Linked DNA regions of Homo sapiens: region 2 is linked to region 1. The links are chromatin loops, found by intact Hi-C in ENCODE. Cell type or tissue: MCF 10A. All regions are shown on one strand. Links, peaks and the distances in the headings refer to the core of each region. The heading gives the core; the rest is flanking DNA.

The links. A loop is a pair of places that touch in the nucleus more often than their neighbours do. Peaks named below come from ENCODE experiments on the same cell type or tissue, not always from the same donor. Only the 100,000 strongest peaks of a DNase experiment are listed, where the experiment ranks them.
Region 2: a loop joins it to region 1, with 7 times the contacts of the local background. A loop is called at or near these places in 7 of 110 quality-filtered maps.

The regions. Positions count from the first base shown.
Region 1 is chr20:38,068,904-38,079,403 of GRCh38, forward strand. The region is part of intron 6 of RPRD1B (regulation of nuclear pre-mRNA domain containing 1B); the gene reads left to right. Among named protein-coding and RNA genes, the nearest start is that of RPRD1B, 40 kb to the left of the region's middle. RefSeq lists an enhancer at 4,462-4,571. In MCF 10A, for the core only: a CTCF peak has its summit at 4,727 (motif pointing right); a DNase peak (open chromatin) is centred at 4,578.
Region 2 is chr20:38,299,603-38,307,892 of GRCh38, forward strand. It overlaps BPI (bactericidal permeability increasing protein), which reads left to right and starts at 4,554. Exons shown (of 15, transcript NM_001725.3): 1 at 4,554-4,751; 2 at 7,965-8,079. The coding sequence starts at 4,622. In MCF 10A, for the core only: a CTCF peak has its summit at 5,498; a DNase peak (open chromatin) is centred at 5,449.

The DNA of each region.
Region 1 (10,500 bases), core at 3,267-5,766:
CCACTTTTTTAACATTCATTTTTGTAACACAGCCAGTCCGTTTTAAAACTTCCAAATCAGAATGCTAATTAAATATTTTATTTTTTAATCCTTTCATTGCCTTCAGGATATACATAGATGAAATTCTCAGAACTCTTTGGAGAAGTAGTTATTTGCTTGCGAGTCTGTTTTCATCCCAAAGCTCTAATATACTTAGGTTTTGTGCTTTCCTTTTTAACTTTGTATCTTGCTTTATGTAATAAGCATCTTTTTCTCTTTCACTTGGGAATTTTATGTCGGTGGCTCCTGCATGTCAGGATAGGGCGTGTGATGATTCAGAGCCTAGGATGTAGGAGAGGGAATTACGGCTCAAAGTAGGAGATTGTGTTTCTTCCCTCGAGGAAATCATATTCTGGTATAAAAAACACAGGTGAACATAAAACCAAACCACTTGATCGTACATAATGTAGATTAAGGAGGCATTTGGCGGTTCTGATTGTGGTTTAAGGTAAGTCCAAACTTCCTGTCAGGCAATAAAACCTTTTTGTAAAAGGAACTAGCAGTTGAAGAAGAGAAGCATGTTTATAAATGGGGAGCAGTTAGACTGGACCAGACAGGTATCTGAAGAAAGACAAAGTCAGATGTGGGAAGGAGGTGCTGCAGACCACCAGTGGGAGATTAAGGTCTGTGCTCTTTAAGAAGCTACGTATTCATTCAGGGAGTCAGCAAAGCCTGTGCCAGCCAGATGTACAAAGATGGGCACGATGCACTTCTCCCCTCAAAGGGCTTATGCTCTAGTCAGGGGGAAATAGCAGCAAACAAGGGGTTAGGGTAGAATTCAAGATAGGTTGTCAGTAAGGAAAATATTCTCACTTGTGTCTACCTTGAAATAGACCAAGAAAAAAATGAAGATGCTAATAATAATTTGATCAGATGCTTATTAAAATTGTGAGAGTTATCAAATCATGGACAGTTTCTGAAACTGTAATGCCTTCAGCAGGTCTCCCAAAGTTTGCTAGACTGTATACTCTTTGAGTGCTCTCACAGTGCCAGGAACATATTTGTTCCTCAGTAAATACTTGTTCTGTGAAATCCATCACTTGATGTAACCTTTTTCTATAGAGAAAAGGGTTTTTTTTTAAGGTTGCATTAAAAGTGGCTTAACAAATCTGATTTAATGATTGGTTGTAAAGAATATGTTAGTACGGAAAGGTAACCATTTTTAGAAGTTTCTGTAGGTTTTCTCCTTTGTACTACTTTTCTTTTTTCCTTTAAGTAGAATTATGCTTTATTCTGAGATAATCATCTTTTTTTGTTTGTTTGTTTTTGACTTTTGCTTCAGGGTGTCATGATTGACTTTGGCCTATGATGTTGGCCCTTAAACACCAGGCAAGGGTGGAAGGAATGCTGCTGAAAATCTGTGGGTAATGTTTTTGTCATGAACATGAGAAAACCTAGAAATGGAGAAGGCACGTGGAAGGAAGCACAAATGGCAGCCCAAAGAGGAGGTTAGAGAATGTGGAGGGTATAGAAGAAAGCCCATTCAGAAAGGCAAAGGCCAAAGATACCAGAAAAGCCTTCCAGCTTCACTTCCAGAGCAAAGAGAAGCTTTGTTTGTGGTTGACAGAGGTGACTACATTACTCCCAGATGTCTGCTCAAAGCTCATAAGACATAGCGTGAGTGGGTTGGATAGGGTTCCTGTCTTGTCAGCGTGAATAAAGCATGATACAGACATGTTCTGTTAGCATGATCAGTGCATGTGGAAGAGTGTGTGTGTGAGAAAGAAACCTATTTGTACAAGTATTAAGGAAAGAAAAAAGGTCAGGAACCTGCAGTTTTCCCTTCTTAACTGTGATTTTTTTTTTTTTTTTTTTGAGACAGACTCTTGCTCTGTTGCCCAGGGCTAGAGTGCAGTAGAGCAATCTGAGCTCACTGCCTCCCGGGTTCAAGCGATTCTCGTGCCTCAGCCTCCCGAGTAGCTGGGACTACAGGCGCATGCCACCACACCCAGCTAATTTTTGTATTTTTAGTAGAGATGGGGTTTTGCCATGTTGGGCAGGCTGGTCTCGAACTCCTGATCTCAGGTGATCCACCTGCCTTGGCCTCCCAAAGTGTTGGAATTACAGGCATGCGCCTCCATGCCTGGCCTTAACTGTGAATTTTATTCAGATCATGGTGTCTGACTGTCAGCGATCTAGAACTGAAAGCAGATAGTCCTGTGTTGACCCACATGCCACATGGTGCACACACACAAAGATGATATGCCACACAGGGAAGAGCTCTTGAGAAATTTGTTCCAAGCTGCAGATTTATTGTTTTAGTTGAGGTGAAATTCATATAACGTAAATTAACCATGCACTTCAAAGTGCACACATTTTGGTGGCATTTAGTACGTTCACAGTATTGTATCAAGTTCCAAAACATAATTGTGTCTGGCTTCTTTCGGCACGATGTTTTCAAGATTCATCCCATGTTGTAGCATATATCAGTACTTCATCTCTTTTATGGTAGAACACTAATCTGTTGTATGGATGTGACACAGTTTATAACCTGTCTATGGACATTTGAGTTGTTGCCACCTTTTGGCTCTTATGAATAGTGTTGCTATAAACAGTCATGTGGAGGTTTTTGTGTGGCCATATCTTTTCATTTCTCTTGGTTATGTATAAATCTAGGAGTGGAATTGCTGGGTCATATGGTAATTCTATGTAACATTTTGAGGAACCATCAGACTGTTTTCCACAGCAGCTACATCATTTTACATCCCCACTAGCAATGTGCGTGGGTTCCAGTTTCTCCACATCCTCATCAACATTTGTTATTGTCTCTTTATTTTCGACAACCTACATGTGCAGGTTTATCTCATTGTGATTTTGATTTGCATTTTGCTAATTACTAACGATACTGATCATCTTTCAGTATGCTTGTCGGCTGTTTATCTTTGGAGAAATGTGTGTTCAATTCCTTTGCCCATTTTCAAATTGGGTTATTTGCTTTTTTTGAGTTGTAAAAGTTCTTTATATATTGTGGATAATATACCTTTATCACATAAATGATTTGCAACTATTTTCTCCTATAAGTTGTCTTTTCACTTTCTAGGTAATATCCTTTGATGTGCAAAAGTTTTTTATTTTTATGAGTTCCAATTTATCTATTTTTGTGGTTGTTGCTCATGCTTTTGGTGTCACATGTAATAATCTGTTGCCAATCCCAGGTCATGACAATTTTTTTCTGTGTTTTCTTCTAGAAGTTTTATAATTTTATGTCTTAAATTTACGTTCTTAATCTGTTTTGAGTTAGTTTTTGTATGTGGTGTGATGTAGGGGGGGACCAACTTCATTCTTTTGCCTGTAGATATCCATTTGTCCCAGCACCATTTGTTGAAGAGACTACTCTTTTCCTCCACCTGAATGCCCAGCACCCTTGTCAAAAATCAATTGGCCACAGATGTATTGGTTTATTTCTGGATTCTCAATTCTATTCCATTAATGTATATGTCTATCCTATGCTCATACCACACTATCTCCATCACTGTAGTTTTGTAGTAAGTTTTAAAATCAGTAAGTATGAGTCCTCAGAGTTCTTTTTCAGTATTGTTTTGGCTATTTAGGATCGCTTGCAATTCCCTATGAATTTAACAATCACCTTTTCCATTTCTGCAAAAAAGGTAATTGAAGTTTTACTAGGGAATGCATTGAGTCTGCGGGTCACTTTGGGGAGTATTGCGATTTTAGCAGTCTTAAGTGTTTCAGCTCATGAACAGGGGATGTCTTCACATTTATTTAAGTCTTCAATTTCTGCTGCAGAATTTTAAAAAGCACTCTAGGAGAGTGTCATTTACTGATGCATTTGATATTATAAAGGCCCTGTCTAGGTTTTGGGACCACAGATGGAGGGCAGTGGTATCACCTTTCAATAATGTTAACCCCCACCTCTAGAAGATATGAGTATTTTGTGTATGGACTCAATGGAGTCACCAGGGCACAGTCACAACAGCAGCTTTACAAAGTAAAGTGACACATAGAGGCCTGGATATCTAAGTAAAGTGATTAGCAGGATTATTGAGCTGGACAGAACCTTAGAGATCATATAATCAGACTTCTGAATTGGTGAAGAAACCTAGAGAGAGAGGTAGCTGCAGACCAGCATAGAGTCCAAGGCAGACATCTGGTAACTTCATCAGATTTGTACTTTTGTTTTGATTTCAGAATTTTGATTCTGCAACATCAACAGCAGGAAGACATCTTACACAGAATAGTAGCCAAAGTTTAATCATTTAAACAGTTCCCAAGAATCTTGTTGTAGAGAAATGACATTTTATGTGGGGTCATAAAATGATTGCATGAAAGCATTCTAAGTGTGAAAGAACCTACTCTGCCACCAAGGTTCTAAGTACCTGCCTCGCTGTACCCCTGCTCACGCTCTTGCTCTGATAGGAGGGGAGAAATTGGCTCATGAACTTAAAGCTGCTGGTGTTTCTCCTCGCTTGGCACCTCCCCCTTGGCTGTAATGACTACTCAGGAGTAGAGCCTCTGACTTCAGACAACACAGCTGGGAAGGGGGAAATGGTTCAGAATCCAACATTGCCTTATGACTCTTCATATTTCTGTTTGATTGTGGTTATAACAACTTGAGAAATTCTTTGGCTACAGTTGAAGGGGTGCTCAACCAAAATGATGGCAGATTGTTGTTTTTGGCAGCACCTCCCTGCAGGGTGCAGATGGTTAGAAGCTTTTGTTTCAATATTAGGCCAGGCAGTAGGGGGAGATAGAGAGCTCCTTTTTTGTCAACTTTGGAGTAAATTCGTCTTTCCTATGATGATCAAAGCCAGTATCTCAGTGTCCTATCATGGTAAGGACAGATGGGAGCCGGTGATCTAATTGTCATTTTAGGTAAGAGCCCTTGGGTTTATGTGAACACTTCAGGGTCACAGAGGAAGCCAGTGAGGACCAGTACCTGGATCTTCTGACTCCTAACTACAGTGATCATCCACTGTGTTCTCCTGGGAGCTGAGAGGCCCTGCCTAGTGCCGGCCCCCTCCTCTCAGTCCTCTAAACTCACTGCCCTTCTGTAGTATTCAAGTCTGTCCTCCCTAGGCTGGCAGCTCTGTCAGCACCCAGGTTGTTAGAATAGTTGTTAAAACAGGTCATTCTGTTGCCAAGTAATTACGGGGCCTTGCACTCAGTACCTTCCCACGAAGCAGGCCGTAGTGTGCTTACTGCTCTCCCTTGCCTTTCCATCCCCTACTTTGATGTGGGAGTTTTCTTTCTTTTTACTTTTCTTTTATTTTCTTTTTTTCCGCCAGTTTCCCTCCAATATGTGAGGACTTTTATTGAGTTAATGTGTGGGCTTCTGTGAGTGATTTGGAGTTCCTTGGATTTCTTTTATTCATTTTAGTCTACTGACCCTACTGCTTAGGCCCAGTTTATAGCTGGAGCTTTTATCTGTTGGGTGTGTGTGTGTTTCTTTATTACAATGTGAAACCTATGATACTTATTTTTCACTCCAGGAAAATAATGCCACATTATAATGTACTTCACATACTTAGTGACTTAAGAACATGATTTGCCAACATTTGAGACTTTGAGACTTTACATTGAAAAAGTGACACGGTTTTAAGGCTTTCCCAGCAAGAATTCATGCCTTTAGCCATAGTACCGTTTTCATATTTGTAGCCCAACTTCTGTGGGCAGTGTAACCCCTGCTTGATGGAACAGTGCCACTGAGTTTCAGCTGGTATATGTAGCACTAATTTTTCATATTTATGGAATGCATATAATATGAAGTTAAAACAGCACCTGGGCCTCTTATTACTCCTGCCTGCCAGAACATTCACTCTGGTTCAACTAGTACTCAGGGTTTTTGTTTTTGTTTTTGTTTTCTTTTTTTGATTGTAAAAGTAATACATCAGAGGAAACTTAGCAAATAAGTATAAAGAATAAAATTAGTCTCATTACCCAGAGATAACTATTTTTAATTTTTGCGTATTTCCTTTTCCTCTTAGTTTAAAATTAAACTGAATGATAACTTGCAGATAATTTTCTGTCATGCTTTTTTCTTAACATGATTATTTTTCCTTGTAAATAAAAACTTTATAAACATTGTAAATGATTGCTTGAATACCTGTGGTTGGATAGTCAATGATTATTTGTATTGAGCACTTGTATGTTTCTGTCTCTGTCTCTTAGCTTTAGGCTAACTTTCAGTGTTTGGATTATTTTCTTCCTGTAGATTTCTAGAAGTGGTTCTATGTATATGTGCAGATGTCTGCTTGTCTTTTAAGTATACTGAAGGTCATATACATTTCACGGTCTCTGCCACCAGAATGCGTTCCTGCTGTAGGAGTTCTTGTCTTTTCCAAAGCATCTTAACCAGTCTAGGACTTCATTGAGCTTATTTTGTATAAACCTCTATACAAGTTAAGGATTAGTCTTTTGTTTTATGAAGGAGTAAACACAGAATAGTTTAATTAGACTAATGGAGCTCTCTTCTGGCTTTTAAATGATCTTGTTTACATTTGAGATAGCTGTGTGAAAATAGCACATACTTCTACTATAACATTGACTTGAGTGAGCATAATATTGAGAGCAAGGTTCAGATTGCAGAAATTTGAGCTGCCTGTTTGACCTAGTGGGTGCAAGTTATTTTGAGCAAGGTTCTATTTTAGTCTTTATGAATGTTCTTACTACTGTTAAGGTGGGCCTTCTACTCCCACTTAAAATTGGGATTCTGAAGAAAGTTAAAATTGGATTGTGGCATACTTTGCAATCTTGGAAGTTAATCTCTGACTTTGTTTTTCTGTCTCTAAAATGTTAGACTTGAAATAGATCAGAAAGAGTCATTTTCTGAGATCAGGGCAAAGTATTCTGGTTATAATCAGGAGTCAAGTGAAACCTTTGCAGATGAAAGCCATGAGCCCCAAAGATATGGCATGCTTTATGTGAAGAGGATGGTACTAGCCAGCTGTCATGATGGCTGTGCAAGCCTCCTTATTTGTTTTTTTCCTTATTGAGGTCCTTTATCTTTAAACATCTGTAGGAAGAAGTATGATTAGCTCTCTTTGCCTAATTCTGCCAGTAGCTACTTTGAGAATTTCAAGCACAATAACTTCGCAAACTTCAACTCAACAAAAATTTACCAGCAGCCTTTCTGAGAATTATTGGGGTTTGGACAGTAATTATGAATGGACAAATCCTACTTTTACTCATGATGTCCTTTTCCCAGTCCTTTCCTTTTGCTCACAGTGTGTCTGTTCTGTGGGGCATAGACTCAGTAGGAATTGTTCCCTTTAAGATACCATTTACCCCAATTATGGTGCAGTGATGATGATCTGCTTTGCATATTTCAGGTTCTTTTTGGCTTTTTCCATTGAAGCCAGTGGTCCTCCCAGCGTTTTATCTTTGATGTGACTTTTCATTGATAAAGTAACACTTTACCTTCCTGGGACAACAGATTCCAACACCTTAACTAATCTGAAGTTGTTAGCTTCCACCTTCCCTCGTCACATGGGACCTTTAGGGCCAATTTATTTTCCTGCCCACATGAGAAGTCTCCAGTAAACTAGCTGAAGGTCCTCAGCATGTAGCATGCTTTGTCTCTCCAGTGTTTAAAAGAAATCATCACATTCACATGAGCATACCCTCTGCACCACCCTCCCTTTATAACTACCACCATATCCACTTCCCTTGCTGCCTCTGCTTCTCAGCCTGTTGCAGCTTGGCATGCATGTCTACATTCCACCCAAGTGGCTGTCTTCAGAATTTCCCCCCTTCCCCCCACCCCTGCCCCCAGTGGTCTAATCTCAAAACCCAAAAGGTACTTCTTAGTCTCTGCCTCTTGGCTCCCTTTCTCTTTTTGGCCCTGTCTGCAGCATTTAATATTACTGTATTACAATGTATTTGCATTTCTGGTTTCTGTGTACCACCCTCTGCTGGTTCTTCTGCTTTTTCATCCTTCAATAAGCTTTTCTCCATGCCTTTATTGTAAATGTTGCCATTCCTTTAGCCTTTTCTCATTCTGGACCTTTTTTTTTTTTTTTTTTTTTTTTTTTTTTGAGATGGAGTCTCGCTGTTGCCCAGGCTGTAGTGCAGTGGTGCGATCTGGACTCACTGCAACCTCCCACCTCCTGACTTCAAGCAATTCTTCTGCCTCAGCCTCCTGAGTAGTTGGGATTACAGGCACCCACCACCACACCCAGCTAATTTTTGTATTTTTAGTAGAGACGGGGTTTCACCATGTTGACCAGGCGAGTCTTGAACTCATGACCTCAGGAGATCCACCCGCCTCAGCCTCCCAAAGCGCTGGGATTACAGACATGAGCCACTGCACCAGGCCTGGACCTTTTCCTTGAGTGCTTTATACTTAGGCTGGCTTCAGTTACCAACTGGATGTTGATGGCCTACCTCTAGATCTCTAGGTCAGACCTCTTCCATGTACTTCAGACTCATGTATCTCATTTCCACAGACACCTCAGACAGTATGGCTGCGACAGACTGTCTCCTTCCTTCTCACCTCTCCTTTCCTTCTCTTTCCTTGGCTTGGAGAGTGGCAGTGCCATCCATCAAAATCAGACACTAGGCCTCATCCAGTGTTTCTCCTGATTTTTTTCAGCTCCCAAATCTGTTGCTTTGGCCTCCTTGTCACAGCCTCTCCCTCAGTTCCTCTGCTATGCCTCTGCCAGGTTGACCTCCCACCACCATCTTCCATAGCTGAGTAGGTGCTACGCCAGTGTGGTTTTTGCTCCCTCTCAATTTTTCATGAATCTGCCTCCCTTCTCTGCGTCTTTGTCTCCACTTCCATCACCTTAGTCCACTCTGTCATCATCTGTCCCCCCTGGATCCTTGCAGTAGCCTCATGACTGATCATCTACATCTGCTCTTAGGCCCTATAATCCATTCTTCACATGGCAGCCCTATGATGTGTTCAGAATGCAGCTCTGAGCATGTCATTCCCCTGTTTAAACATTTAAGTAGCTTCTCATTATTCCTAGTTCTTCGAATATGGGCCCAGTGGCCAGGTGTGGTGGTTCACACCTGTAATCCCAGCACTTTGGGAGGCTGAGGCAGGCGGATCACTTGAGTCCAAGAGTTTGAGACCATCCTGAGCTACATGGCAAAACCCCGTCTCTATCAAAAATTAAAAAATTAGCTGGGCATCGTGGTTCATGCCCAGCTACTGGGGAAGCTGAGGCAGGAGGATCACTTGAGCCCAGGAGGTGAAGGCTGCAATGAGCCATGATCGTGCCACTGCACTTCAGCCTGGGCGACAGAGTGCAGGCTGTCTCAAAAAAAAAAAAAAAAGACTATGGGCCCAGCTGCTGGCCTGGCCCCCTCCTGTGCCCTATGACTTGGCCCCTGCTGACTTCCTCAGCCACATCTCTTGTTGTGTCCCATGGCATTTTGTCTGCACTTGGCCTTCTTTGATCTCAGGCTTTACATATGCTGTTCCCACTCTCTGCCCAGGACACACTTCCCCTTGTTTACTTTCCATCAGTTATACTTACCTAGTTAATTCCTGTGTTCACCATTTGTATCTCATGTCAAACAGTATTTTCTCAGGGCAGTCTTTCCTCAGACCCCACCCCAACCCCCCAGCCCCATACACTGTCTTAGCTCCCTAGCTTTTTCCTTCAGAGCACCACATAGGTTGTCAGTCTGTTTGTGGATTATTGCCAGACCATAAAGTTCTGTCTGTATTGTCACTCAGGCATGTCCAACCCACTCCTGATACTTGGCCCACTGTCCTGATCTCAGAGTGGCAAGTACCGATGTCACTTGGTTCATCTCTAGACAAGGTCGGTGTCTGCCTTTGATGGGGACTCTTTCCAGTCTGAGGATGTTGCTCGATGGACTTCTTCTCACTAAGCCTATAGCTTGATGGACTGACTGGACTATGGTACCACCAAGTTTAAAAATTCTGTGATTTTTTTTTGTTTTCCAATATTATAGGTAGACCTTTAAGGAAAAAGAGGTGCCCTCGGTCAAAGATCCTTTCCTTTTCTCAAGGCAGCTTCTAGTAAATGTGCTAAATTTTAAGGATATAATCAAATGGTTTCTGGGAGAAAGGATCTTGTATCCCATTAATAATTCTTTTTCTTCAACTCTGCATGTCTTTTCTTGACATATTATAAATCAGGAAGATTAAGTATTGCTCATAAAATAATAGAATATGGGAGGGGTGAGTGTTCTTTCTCCATCAGATCTGTCGATTCAAATGGAACAGTTTAGCAAGTGCCTGTTCTCACCCAAGCTTCCCCCGTGCCATAGGCGTTGTTTTCATTCCCATCTCATACATAGGAGCCCAGTGAGTTTGTCACATGTTATATCCTAGGCACATGGAAGTGTAGGATAGGAACTTGGATTTTCTTTTTTTTTTTTTCTTTCCAACTTTTATTTATTTTATTCAGGGGGTTCAGGTTTGTTAACATGGGTACATTGTGTGTCACAGGTATTTGGCGTACAGATAATTTTGTCATCCAGGTAATTGGCATTGTACCTGATAGGTAGTTTTTCAGTTCTCAC
Region 2 (8,290 bases), core at 4,521-7,020, 230 kb after region 1:
TTTTTTTTTTTTTGAGACAGAGTCTCGCTCTGTCACCCAGGCTGGAGTGCAGATCACAGCTCACTGCAAACTCCGCCTCCCAGGCTCAAGTGATGCTCCCACCTCAACCTCCCAAGCAGCTGGGACTACAGGCGTGGGCTACCATGCTGGCTAATTTTTGTATTTTTTGTAGAGACGGGGTTTCGCCATGTTGCCCAGGCTGGTCTCAAACTCCTGGACTCAAGCGATCTGCCCACCTCGGCCTCCCACCATGCTGGCCTGATTGTCTTTTCCACACTGCACCTTGAGGCTGGATCTCCAGGTGGGCCTGCTTCTCTCCTCCCCTTCACCCTCCAGCATCTACCACAAGCTCCTCCTTCACCTGCAACCCCCTCTCAGGATGAAAGAATGGCTGGCAGCATAGCCTGGAAGCCGGACACACAGAGGAAGGGGGACCCTGGTGGGTGAGGGAGGGAAAGGGCTAGAAAATCAGAGCTGAGGGGAGGGAGAGTACAGGGCCTCAGGTGACCACAGAGGTGACCTCATGTTAAACCCAGGCAAGACCTGTGCCTGAGGATGGAGCGTGGGGACAAACGAGGAAACAGGTTCAGCAAGTTTAAGCAGCAAGCTCACAGTCACAGAGCGAGGAAGTGGCAGAGCTGGGATCTGGGCCCAGGTTTGTCAGGTTCCAAACCATGCCCTTAACAGCCTTGCTGTGCTGCGGGGGCTCACATAAGGCAGGGAGTGGCTGCTTCTCCTCCAAGCCCCTGGCGGAGTGGAAGGCTCACAGAGGCAATGTAAGCCACAGATTCCTCTATCTTTGCCCCTATCCAGTCCAAACCCAGAGGCCAGAGGGCCAAGAGCTCAGTTTCCAGTGCCCCTGGCTTGTTTTCCTGGGGGCTCTGAGGCTCTCCAGCCAGCTAGTGATGAAGGTTGACTTACGATTATTTACTGAGCACCTTCTCTGTGCAAATCGATTCACACCTATTATCTCATTTCATCCTCAGGAACAACTGCCATGATGAGCACTGTTTCCTCATCTTTAAATGAGGAACCCCAATTTCAGAAAGGTGGAGGAACTTGGCCAGGCTCACAGAATAGGGTAGCATGGCTGGGACTATGAACCCAGGACTGCCTGGCTCTAAACCCAATTCACTTTCTTCTGGAAAAAGTCGTCAGCCTAAGGACGGAAGAGCAGGAAAATAGACAGATCCAGCCCTTGAACTGACCAACTCTTGATCCACCCCATCTGTGAATTTCTACTGAGAAGAATATATTTTCCCTATGATTTAAGCTGCATCAAATTGAAATAGCAGGAGAAGAGTTTTGGGGGATGACAGGATTCTTCTATATCCTGATTGTGGTCCTGGTTACAACACATAGCTATACATGTATCAAAATTCCTAGAACTAAAAGGAACTCTAGGAAGCAAATATGGCAGAATGTTAAGGTTTTATAAACCTATGTGGTCTATTCTTTTCTTAGGTTTGAAATATTTTATAATAATTTTAGGGAAAAGAAAAAAACAAAAAGCAGGAGGAGGAGGAAGAGGAAAAGGATATTTGGGGAAAGTCTGTTTAGATGGGATGGCTGGAGCTGCTGCGGCCATCTTGCAACCATGAAAGAAGCCAGTGTAAGAGCAAATCTGAGACACGGGGATGGGAGAGCAGAGAGATGGAAAGATGATCCTGCAGATGTCGGTCAGTTGCTGAATCAATCAGAATCTCAAACCTGTCCTCCTCCCTCTGGACTTCCTCTCTGCCATAATAAATTTGTTTATCGTTGAAGCAATGTGAGTTGATGGTTTCTGATACTTGGGTTGAAGACACTGTTACTGATACAGGATACGGGGTCAGATCTGAAGCAGTGGGGCAGCCCCATGGCCAGCAGCAGTGCTGACAAGGAGACTGTGGAAAGTCACTGATGTGGCTCATCTAGATGTGGCTGGGCATGAGACATCGGGGAAGCCAGTGGGGTTGCTTGTTCAGAAACTTGCCAGCTGGGTTTTTTTTTTTTTTTGGTGGGAGGTTGTGGGGGGACAGAGTCTTGTTCTACCATCCAGGCTTGAGTGCAATGGTGTGATCTTGACTCACTGCAACTTCTGCCTCATGGGTTCAAGAGAGTCTCATGCCTTGGCCTCCTGAGTAGCTGGGATTACAGGTGAACACCACCATGCCTGGCTAATTTTTGTATTTTTAGTAGAGACAGGGTTTCACCATGTTGGCCTGCCTGGTCTCGAACTCCTGGCCTCAAGTGATCCACCTGCCTTGGCTTCCCAAAGTGCTGGGATTACAGGTGTGAGCCACCACCCCCGGCCGTCAGCTGGTTTTAAGATTCTAATTTTATAGCAATGTAGGTCATTGTCATGTGATTTCATCTTAATGTTCCTTTCCTAGCTGACACCCTCACGGATACCACATCTACCTGGGCCTTGGGGAACTCAGGAACTTCGAGCAACTAAGAGCTGGAAGTGTTCAAAAATGTGCAAGATAATTTTTCAAAAATCTAATTTTTGTGACAAGTCATCAATCTATGTGTTCTGGCTGCTACTTAGAGCAATCTTCCTGGTACAGATGCAGACATCTGAGTCTGGGGGCTCAAATCACTTGGAAAAAGGGAGAGCTGGGGTGAGGGCCTACAGTCATGAGTCCTCCTGGCACCTGCCTCAGGTAAGGGAAAATCTTCTCTGCGTGAAAGGAGGAATGACCATGACAGTGATGTGATCGCTGCATCTCAGTTTCCTTGTTTCCAAAATGGTGAAGAGGTCAGGCACGGTGTGGCTCGGCCTTAATCCCAACACTTTGAGAGGCTGAGGCAGGAGGATTGCTTGAGCTCAGGAGTTCAAGACCAGCCTGGACAACATAGTAAGACCTCATCTCAATAATAATAATAATAATAATAATAATAATAATAATAAAACAAAATGGGGAAGAATCATCCCTCTCTCAGGGTTGTTTTTTGGCTTGGAGATGATGCATATGAAGCATCTGGCACACAGTGGATGCTTCACACACGGCCACTGCTTTCATTCTGAAGCAAGCCAGAAGAATTCTAGTTGCTGCAGATGGAAGCAGGAGGGGAGACTCTTTTAGAACCAAACGAAGAGAGGAAGAAAAAAACTTTTAAGAAAAAAAGAAGAAAACTTCAGAAGGTCTCACGTCCTCCGAGCTCAGCGGACTTCATTAGACTTTCATAAAGTCCAAAGTCGGGGAGACAGGGCACTAGGGGGCTGATGAGGACCCAGCGGGAGAGAAGCTGGCTGCCCCTTCTGCAGCCCCGCCCCTCCTCTCATCACCATGGAGACGGAGCAGGCTGCCCAGTGGGGTTCCTGCCCACCCGAGGCCTGAGGCTGCTGCAGAGGGAGGGGCAGGGGCTGAGCAGACAGGGACCTGTCTGGAAAGCTGGGTTGGCGGTGGGGAGTGTCTACATCCCCCCAACTCCCAAGGCGCTGAGGGATTCGGGCTGGTGTGGGATGCATCTGGAGGGCTGTGTTTTGATCCTCGCTCTGCTAGCAGCTTGCTGAGTGACCGTGGGAAGAACGCTTCCCCTGGTGAAGCCTCAGGTTCTACATCTGCCAAAGGAAGGAGTAAAAATGTACAAAAACAGAAGCTTGGATAAGAAAGCTGTGGGATGAGGAAGCAATGAAATATTTAATGCTGGAGAAGAACATTTGCTACCTATTGTTTCTCGAAAAAAGGGAACTTTACCAAACTGACCAGGTGATCCCATATTGGTTAACAAACAAACATGGACTCTCTACCTATGCTTACCAACAAAAGAGGGAGAAAAGAAATACTCTAAAATACACTTTGGCTTGTCTCCGGAAGAGGGAGTTATATGTAATTTGTATTCTCTTGTTTCTTTCTCAAATTTTGGCCAATAAACATGGGTTACTTTTAAAATCAGGATAACATTAATAGCTAGCATTTGGATATTTATTTTGCACGGGCAGTATGCTAAATGCTTTACGTGGTTTTAAGCTCATTTTATCTTCTCCACAATCCAGAGAGGGAGCAGTACTATGTATTTCTCTTCTGCAGAAGAGAAAACCGAGGTTCAGAGAGGTTAAAGGGCTTGCCTGAGGTCGGACCACTAGAGAATGACAGGGCTAAGATTTAAAACCATAGCCAAGATACTAGACTCTAAAATGTGAGCATTGAATCATTACCACTACTGCCTCTCAGGACAAGAAAACACGAAAGCATCTGTTTTCTTAAATGTTTTACTATCAAAAATACAAAAGAAATCAAAAGTAGAAAGAAAAATATGAATCCTTATGTCTGTGCCACCCACCTTCAAGGGAGTCTGTAGATGGGGGCATTTGGGTGGGGACACAGAGCGGGGAATGGGGTGCCTAGGGAGGGGAACCAATCTACACACACACATACACACACGCACGCCCGCGCACACACACGCATGCATACATGGACATGCGAGCCTCCCAGGCTGCACTTCTCCCTGCCTGTGGGGCCCTAACCACAATGGAAAACCACAGCGGCCCTCCCTCTTTCCCACCCTCACCAGGTTCCTTCCTCCTTTCCACATTCTACTGACTTGCATTTCCCCAGCCGACTCTTTTATAGCTCCCTGGTTCAACCTCAAGGCCTTGAGGTTTTGGCAGCTCTGGAGGATGAGAGAGAACATGGCCAGGGGCCCTTGCAACGCGCCGAGATGGGCGTCCCTGATGGTGCTGGTCGCCATAGGCACCGCCGTGACAGCGGCCGTCAACCCTGGCGTCGTGGTCAGGATCTCCCAGAAGGGCCTGGACTACGGTAACTGGATGCCTCCCTTCCCTCCTCTCCACCCCTGAGGAGCACTTACTTAGCATCTACTGTGTGCACCCCTTTAGATCCAGCACCTGGCACACTCATAGCACCTCAGGGCAGGTCCCCTTGCCCCCATTTTATATATGAAGAAACTGAGGCAAAGCGAGTTGCCTAAGATTGCAGGGCTGGGATGGCAGAGCTGGGATTGGAGCACTGGTCTAGAGGACTCCAAGTCCAGTGCTCAGACCCCTGAGGGTCCTCATGGTCCCCTCCTTCCCTCTATGTAACCTCCACCTTTGACTTATAAGCCCTTCTCTTCTTTCCAAAGCCAGTTCTCAGCCTTGCCATTTGCCTCTCGTTGCTGAGGAGGCTGAGCAGGGTCAGAGGGAGAGTGTGGGAGGACCTCCCCACCCCGTGCTCTCCCCACTGCAGGGGCTGGCGGCCATACTGTGCACAGTGCTCCACTGGGTGACACAAAGAGGGTCCCCCCAGACCACTCACCCCAGCCCAGGCAGAGGAGAGAAAGACCTGCTCTAACCTGTGCCAGGCATTGAGCTAGGAACTTTACACACACAGTCTCTTTTACCCTCACTTCAGCCTTGTGTAAGACAAACTGCTGCTATCCACATTTACACGTGAGAAGTGGGCAGCCTGGATTTGAGCTCTGGTCTTGCCTGATGCCCCAGCACGGGGTTGCTCGATGCTGCCTCCCGATGGCAGAGAGATGACCTGCAAAACAGTGGGTGACACCCAGCCCCAGGGAAATCAGACCAAGGGGAAGGCAGAGCCTCACCAGTTGGGGTGCGTTGGGAAAACAGACAGGACTCAGGGGACCTGGTATCCCACCCCTGAATTCCCACCCCAGCCCAGCAGGACATCACTGAATCCTAGAGCTGCAGACAGAAGGCCACAGAAGACAGAAGAGCTAGGGGGAAGGAGTATGGCCCTGAAGCCTGTCGACACAGAGGCTCAGTCAGGGTCTTTAAGTTCAGTGGTCTTCATGCTCCGTCATAGCAGCCTGAGTTTCCCCTTCTACCCAGGCCCCTTGTGCCAATCGGAGTGAGTTTTCTGAAATGCAGCAAATCCCTACACATCCTCCCCTGGCTCACATTCTCCATGGCTCCCTACTGCCTTCAGAAGCTATCCTGACCCTTTGGCATGGCATTTGAGACCCTTCGAGGCCTGGCCCCTGTCAACTTACAGATCCTGGCCACTGCACATTTTTTTTTCCCTCCACACAGTGACCAGTTATGTGTCATTTACTTTTGAACCCCCAGAAAGCCTTCTCTAGGGCATGGGCTCTGGGACCAGAAGGCCTGGGTTCAAATTCTGCCCCTTGTCCGCTGTGTGGCCCCTAGCAAGTCACCTCAGCTTTCTGAGCCTCAGCTTCCTTATCTGTGAAATGGGGGTAGTGACAGGACCTACTTCCTAGGATTGTACAAATTCATACATATACGGAGCCTAGAACAGTGCTTGGCACAGAGTAAAGCTCGATACATTTCATTGATATTATTATTTCCTAACTGGCTCCGAGAAAACCCAAAGTCTGGGCTCCCTCATCTTACTACTTACTCCTTTTCAGGTAATGTGTCTGCCTTTTAATTGGTTCTTTGATGCTGTTAGCCACATTATAACTGGTGGTAGAATTCCTGCCATTAGGACATTATTTATTCATCTAATAAATCTTTTTTTGTTTTGTTTTGAGACCGAGTCTCGCTCTGTGGCCCAGGCTGGAGTGCAATGGTGCCATCTCAGCTCACTGCAACCTCTGCCTCCGGGGTTCAAGTGATTCTCCTGCCTCAACCTCCCAAGTAGCTGGGATTACAGGCGTGCACCATCACACCCAGCTAATTTTTTGTATTTTTAGTAGAGACGGGGTTTCACCATGTTGGCCAGGCTGAACTCTTGAACTCTTGACCTAAAGTGATCCACTTGCCTTGGCTTTCCAAAGTGCTGGGATTACAGGCGTGAGCCACCGCACCCAGCCTCATCTAACAAATCTTAAGTGCCTTCAAAGTGTCAGGCACAATGGGAATGTAAGGGACACACGAGTAAATAAAACAGATTGCTGCTGACTTCAGGGGGCTTACATGTAATAGGGGAGAGACATTCGTCAGAGTCACGTGAATAAATGCATAATTACAAATGGTAACAGGGGCTCCGAAAGAGCAGTCCACAGCATCATGAGAATAACACAGGGCGTTGCTCTGATCTACTAAGCCAGGGAGGGTTCCCAGAGGAAGTGATGAATGAGCTGACTAGAAGCTGACCGGGTGAATATGGGAGGGAAGAATTTCTTAGGGAGCAAGAATAGCATGTGCAAAGGCCCTGGGGAGACAGTCCAAAACCCAGAGAGGTGGGAGATCTGTGGGGGTGTAGCATAGAGCAAATAACAAATTAAGTATCCAACAAAAACTAGCAGGAGGCATAACTGGGTGTTTCAGGGGTGATATTTTAGACCAGGGGTCAGCAAACTACAGCCCTCCGTTTTTGTATGGCTTATAAGACAAAAATGGCCTTAATGTCTTTAAATGATGGGAAAAAAATCAAAAGGGCCGGTCATGGTGGCTCATGCCTGTAACTCCAGCACTTTGGGAGGCTGAGGTGAGAGGATCACTTGAGCCCAGGAGTTCGAAACCAGCTGGGCAACATGGTGAAACCCCAGATCTCTGCAAAAATGTTAAAAAAAAATTTTTAAAAAGTTAGCCTGGTGTGGTGGCGAACACCTGTGATCCCAGCTGCTAGGGAGGCTGAGGTGGGAGAATGACCTAAGTGCAGCGGGTCGAGGTTGCAGTGAGCCGTGATCATGCCTCTGCACTCCAGCCTGGGCGACACAGCGAGACCCTGTCTCAAAACAACAACAAAAGAAGAAAAATACTATCTCACAACATGTGAAAATTATATGAAATTCTCATTTCAATGCCAACAAATAAAGTGTTATTGGAATACAGGCACATATAAGAACATGATATTGTCTATGGCTGTTTTGTGCAGTAATGGCAGAGCTGAGTATTTGTGACAGAGGCAATATGGTTTCCTATAAAGGGTCAGTTTACTATTTGGCCTTTTCTAGGAAACCTTAATTGATCCCTGTTTTTGACCCTTCCAGTGCCACTGTCCATGCTACGAACAGGGGCCCAGGGTCCAGAGCCTGCCCTGCCCCTCTGTCCCCTGCTCCAGGCTGTGCCTCTCACTGTCACCCCTGCCTTCTCCCTTCAGCCAGCCAGCAGGGGACGGCCGCTCTGCAGAAGGAGCTGAAGAGGATCAAGATTCCTGACTACTCAGACAGCTTTAAGATCAAGCATCTTGGGAAGGGGCATTATAGCTTCTACAGGTGAGGCCTATCAGAGCTCAATCCTCGATTTGCAGGACTTGTAGTGTTCTGGGGACACCAAGAGCTAGAATGCAGAGCCACAAACTCCTCAACTCACAGAGTTTCATATCCCAAAGCCTGCATTTACATCATCCCAAGGGGAGGCAACCTCCCAGCTGAGCGTGGAGGAAGCCACAAAAACCACGACTCCCAGGAAGTGTGTCATGAACCC